Linked DNA regions of Homo sapiens: region 2 is linked to region 1. A link is a loop called in an ENCODE intact Hi-C map of the cell type or tissue named here. Cell type or tissue: Calu3. All regions are shown on one strand. Each heading gives the region's core, and the rest is flanking DNA. Links, peaks and the distances in the headings are about the cores only. Region 1 overlaps DISC1 (DISC1 scaffold protein). Region 2 overlaps DISC1 (DISC1 scaffold protein).

The links. A loop is a pair of places that touch in the nucleus more often than their neighbours do. Peaks named below come from ENCODE experiments on the same cell type or tissue, not always from the same donor. Only the 100,000 strongest peaks of a DNase experiment are listed, where the experiment ranks them.
Region 2: a loop joins it to region 1, with 7 times the contacts of the local background. A loop is called at or near these places in 3 of 110 quality-filtered maps.

The regions. Positions count from the first base shown.
Region 1 is chr1:231,755,322-231,758,139 of GRCh38, forward strand. All of the region lies in intron 4 of DISC1 (DISC1 scaffold protein), which reads left to right. The region is part of intron 8 of TSNAX-DISC1 (TSNAX-DISC1 readthrough (NMD candidate)); the gene reads left to right. Among named protein-coding and RNA genes, the nearest start is that of DISC2, 62 kb to the right of the region's middle. In Calu3, for the core only: a CTCF peak has its summit at 1,652 (motif pointing right); a DNase peak (open chromatin) is centred at 1,670.
Region 2 is chr1:231,827,210-231,830,027 of GRCh38, forward strand. All of the region lies in intron 9 of DISC1 (DISC1 scaffold protein), which reads left to right. The region is part of intron 12 of TSNAX-DISC1 (TSNAX-DISC1 readthrough (NMD candidate)); the gene reads left to right. All of the region lies in intron 1 of LOC105373170 (a long non-coding RNA gene), which reads right to left. Among named protein-coding and RNA genes, the nearest start is that of DISC2, 10 kb to the left of the region's middle. In Calu3, for the core only: no CTCF peak of the experiment used is centred there; a DNase peak (open chromatin) is centred at 1,202.

The sequences.
Region 1 (2,818 bases), core at 95-2,594:
TGAGCCACCATGCCCAGCCCCTTTCTCTTTAATATTGTTGTTCTTCTGTCTTCTGTTCTAGCTTTTCCTCTCTTCTCACTTTGTATCTTCTTTCTCAGTGGTCTCAAATGCTCTGAGTCTTCAGATACTGTTTCTATACTATTTTTTCCCAAATTTCTATCTCTAGCCCTGATTTATCTCCAGAATTCCAATCCACAATTCAGTTTTCTATTGAGCATCTCCCTTATTTTTACTTAATTTAGTATCTTTTTATCCTTAACATTACTATCTCTTTATCCTTGCCTTTTACTAAGTTTGCTATCTTTTAAACTAAATTTACCGTTGTTCTCCCCATTCAGTTCCTTCTCCTATATCCCCAGTCTGAATGACTTTCACTGCCATTTACCCAGTTACCCAAGCAAGGACTCTGAGGCATCTCTGGATCCTCCCTTTCCATCCCTCCCCACAGTCATTGGTCACCAAGTCCTGTTGTGTCCACTGTCTGTCTCTCTCATTTCCACTCACTTGTCTCACCTGCACGTCAGTGCCTTAGTTCTGGTCTTTAACACTTTAAATCTGGATTATTGCAGTGGTCTCCTTGCTGGTATTTCTGATTCCATTATTACCACCTCTCATTCATCTTCCACAAGGCCATGATAGAAGTATTATGTTATGCTCAATGGCTCCCCATTGCTTGCAGGATAAAATTCATGTTGCTTAGCATGACATTAAAAGTCTTCACGATCCAGCCCCTGCCCAGCTGCCCAGCATTTAACTAGACATTACCAGCATCTGCAATAGACACTTACTGAAATATTATATGTTACCCCCATGTTCTGAATGTTTCTAGATTCTATGATCTTGCTCATGCCCCATTGTTGTTACCAACTATTTCCCATTCTTCCAGACTTAGTGAAACAAATATCCTTGCAAAGCTCTGCTCATCAGTCACACTGCCTCTCCCTTGAATGACAGCATACCTTGAATGACTTCACTTCTGCTTAGGTCTTAAATACATCTGTTTTCTTGAATATCTGTTTACTCTGACAGATGATAAGCTCCTTGAGGACAAGACTGTATTATATTTATCTTTCTATTTCTAGAGACTAGAATAGTGTCTGGCCCATAATCTGTATTCTATATTCATTGAATGTGTGAATGTGACACATATGCATATGTAGCTATATATAGGTTCACAAACGTATATGTGAATATCGAGAGAGAGAGAGAGAGAGAGAGAGAGAGAGAGAGAGAGAGAGAGAGACTGACTTCACTTTATTGGGATTCAGTTGCCCTAGAGGAAAATGCTCCTTCAGCTTTTCTTCTGAAATTGCCAGCAAGAAGGAGTTGCACAGAATCTTGACAGAACCTTGGATAGGAGGTCATTTCTGGTCCTTTCTCTTCCACCAACCAGCTGTATATGGCTTGGTGTAGTTATTGAACCTCTCCAAACTCCACTCCCTTCATCAGAAAATGAGGGGGTTAAATTAGATCACTGGTTTCTAAACTAAAGTTATTTATGTATTATTACCGTAACTAGAAAATAATGAGTTGAAATTAACTTTCTGAAATTTTTCTAATGCATATTAACACAATTACCTAGTTGCTAAAATTTTTTTAAAACCTGCCTTTCAGTGTGCCAGCTACCCACTGCTGTTTTCACAGTGACCACCAGGGGGCCATGGTGGCAGGCTGAAGCTCACACAGCCCAGAGCCTGGACAGAAACCGCTCTCACAGGCTCTCCGAGTCAAGGGGTATATATAATATTTTTGAATGAGTGGTGCTTTTCCTGTAGAAATAAAATAGTTGTATCAACATGAACAATGTTAAATACTAATTAATAACTCAAATAAGTGCCTGCTAACCTTTTTGGGATCAAGTATTTATTTATTTTGAGAAGCTGATGAAAGCTATGGACTTCCTCTATTGCAAAACCACGTGTACACATGTACATATATGAAAACTATTGAGTGTATTTTCAGGAGACTCACAGATCTCCTGAGTTATTCGTTCACTCCTTAGAGGGTCTTTGGTTCCCAGGTTAATAAAATTTAGTTTAGGATAAGATTTAAGAAGCTGTAAACATCCAGATACAATCAGATCCTTTATGTTTTATTATTTTTGTTGTCACTTTGTTCTTAAAAATCACAATTTAATTCAGCTTTTGAGAAACACTGTTTAATCCTCTGAACTCGTGTAGAAGAGCACCCTGGGTTATGTTCAGATCCTGCCAGCAGCCAAGAGAGCTTTAACTATCTTCAGGGGTTAACTAGGTTCCTCTGAGGGCAGATATCGGTACTCAAATCATTTGACCCCTCTTCTGTGGGGTCCTCTGGCCCAGTGGATTTGCTTGTTGGAGGAATAACTTTTGTGATATCCTCTTGATTCCTGTGGGAAGTTCATGTATCTTTGCCACAACAAATGGTATATGCTCAGGCCACCCTATAATAGACCCTCTCTGCCCTGCTAGGTCTCTCTAATTCCTTTTTCCCTGGTTTACGGGGCAGCAACACATCAGAAGTGAGTTCCTTAGACAATGCTGCAGCGGACAGTTTGGGTGCCCTGTGTCCCAATCCCTCGGCCTCCCTCCGATTCCCTCCACAACTGGGAACCGTGCTCACAGTCGGCTTTCCACTCAGGCACCCAACAGGTTTATCAGGCCTGTCTGCACAGGTGTTCTCGGAACCTGTGTGAGGAGGGGTGGGGGTGGATAATGCCCCAGCCTACCCAGCCTCTTAGGGAACAGTTCTGAGGCATGCTCCACACTGTTTTTTTTTTTCTTTTCTAGGAGGTTCCTACTACTAGGAACCTTTTGGCCAATGGGTTCCATTTGTCCGT
Region 2 (2,818 bases), core at 232-2,731, 72 kb after region 1:
ACTCCTGACCTCATGATCCACCTGCCTCGGCCCCCTAAAGGGCTGGGATTACAGGCATGAGCCACTGCGCCCAGCATAAATAAAAAAAATTTAAACTATTATATAATTTAGGATTTTCAGGAATGAAGGTTGATTCTTTATAAACCAAATTTGATTTTGTGAGGTTTTGCAGAATTTAATTTTACTTGGCTAAATATGACTCATTATATGGTCACAGTTTTTTCAGTGATTAATTTGGTAAGAAATATTTTGTTTTCCTTCTTGGCATTATCATGAGTTATGGCTTCCTGTACACATTCCTGCCATTTTAGCTGTGTACTTTTTCTTTGAAGCTGCCATATGTTAACAACCCAAGAGAGATGGTATTTACTGGAGAGATCATCACTTGTTGCTAATTTGATTTTTCAGATTCTCTGAGCTCTTATAAAAGAGAGAGAGCATGCTGATGAATGTTTTCCTGCCCTGACTGCTTTGAGGAGCTAGTGTTTGCTGCCCTGGGCCCTTAGTCCTGTTATGTTTTGGACTTGGGGATGGCCACTGTGTCTAATCCACTTTCCATTGAGGCTTTTCTGTAACTGGGGAGGGCTGGATCACTGTAGGGGTGGACAACCCTGAGTGAATGCACTGCAATTTAATATTTATGGCCGGTACAGAAACCATCAAGAATTGCTTAAGGATTTACTGACTTGGCATCATCAAAAATTTATGAGGCAGGTATGCTCATATTCCACAAGCCTGCATAGTCATAGAATGTCGTTTTATTTTTCTTTTGACATTATGCTTTCTGGAGTCTTAATAACTCATTAACAACTGATGACACACTTTGCTTTTTGGTTTAATTATAACCAAATTTTATTTGCCAAAATGATGTTTAATTTTTGGTGTATTAACCCATTATGAATATCTCTCTTTTCCTATGTTTACTATGACTGCTTTACATTTCCAGTCTCCCCAAATCTGATATTTTCCTTCCCCAAGAAAGAACCAAATACAATTATATTACGATTGCATGGTCTGTCTGGTTTGGACAGGGTGACTGAAATCTTGGGCTTCTTTTTAACTCTGAATTGGATCCAGCATTCTACTTTGCTTCGTATGTACCAATCTTGTTGGGTGAGACATATACATTGGAATTTGGCAAGTGTTTGTATACCCTTCACCCAACTCCACTGTTTTCAGAGACTGAGTAACAGTAGTGGCTGGATGCCAACTTCATGTCTGCCCTGAGAAGGTCACCAAACACGGACATTCCCCCGTGGTCTGGAATCCTGCAAATCTGTCAGCCTTTGGAAGTGAAGTGATTCTCCCCTAAAGATTATAGAGAAATTCTCTGAAGTCAAAGCTGATGAAATGTCTGGAGTTACTCTAGGATAAAATTTTAATTTATTTCAAAAAATACCTTTAGCATAAAATAAAATTTTTGAAATGAATGAAAAATGTTTATCATGCAACTTCTATAACAGAGCCCCTGGTTGCATTTTTTTGCATTATCTTCTGTGCTTGCAGTACAGGAAAGCTTTTTACACACTTGTACTGAGAAAGAGGATGCAATTTTACATCCTCTGTCTGTCCTTAACCTTATAGGACAATAGTGAGAGCATGGCACCAGTTAATCCTCGTAACTGTAGTTTGAGACAAATTTATCATTCCCAATCTACCAATGTGTGAAACTGAGGCTCAGTGAATTAACAGAGTGGCTCAAGTTTCTGTATATGGGAAGTAAAGAACTGGAATGAGACTCATCTGTCTCACTTCAGAGCCATACTCTTCATTATACACTTCTGTGTCCCTGGTTGCATTATAATATTCCAATTTATTATTTTTTATGTACATAACAGTCCAAGGATCAATATACTGTGACTTACTTAACTACCTCCTTATTCTGAGGTGTTTAATGATTATTTCATGAATTTTTTCTGAAGATAAAGTGCCAAGATTGGGATTAATGACCCAAAGAATGCAGTCATTTTTATGGCTTCATACATACTGCAGATTGATTTGCAGGTTATAGCAATTTAATTGATACTACCAATCCATCCTTTCTAATAATAAGCATTATTTTTTAAAAGATTATTAGTATAATAACAGAGTGGTATTTAATTCATGCCTTGTTTTTGCATATCTTTGACTAATACATTCAACTTGTTTTTTTGTGCCTTTATAAGTTTTTTTTGAGACAGGGTCTCACTCTGTCACCTAGGCTGGAGTGCAGTGGCATTATCTCGGCTCACTGCAACCTCCACCTCCTGGGCTCAAGCAATCCTCCCATCTCAGTCTTCCGAGTAGCTGGAAGTACAGGCATGTGCCACCATGGCCTGGCTTGGTAGAGACGGGATTATGCCATGTTGCCTAGAGTGGTCTCGAACTCCTGGGCTCAAGTGATCCACCTGCCGTGGCTTCCAAAAGTGTTGGGATTACAGAGTGAGCCACCATGCCCGGCCTACTTTTTTTCATTGTGTGTTTCACTCACGTCCGTGTGAAGAGACACCAAACAGGCTTTGTGTGAGCAACGAGGCTGTTTATTTCACCTGGGTGCAGGCAGGCTGAGTCTGAAAAGAGAGTCAGCGAAGGGAGATAGGGGTGGGGCTGTTTTATAAGATTTGGGTAGGTAAAGGAAAATTACAGTCAAAGGGGGGTTGTTCTCTGGCGGGCAGGAGTGGGGGGGTCACAAGGTGCTCAGTGGGGGAGCTTTTGAGCCAGGATGAGCCAGGAGAAGGAATTTCACCAGATAATGTCATCTGTTAAGGCAGGAACAGGCCATTTTCACTTCTTTTGTGGTGGAATGTCATCAGTTAAGGCAGGAACTGGCCATCTGGAT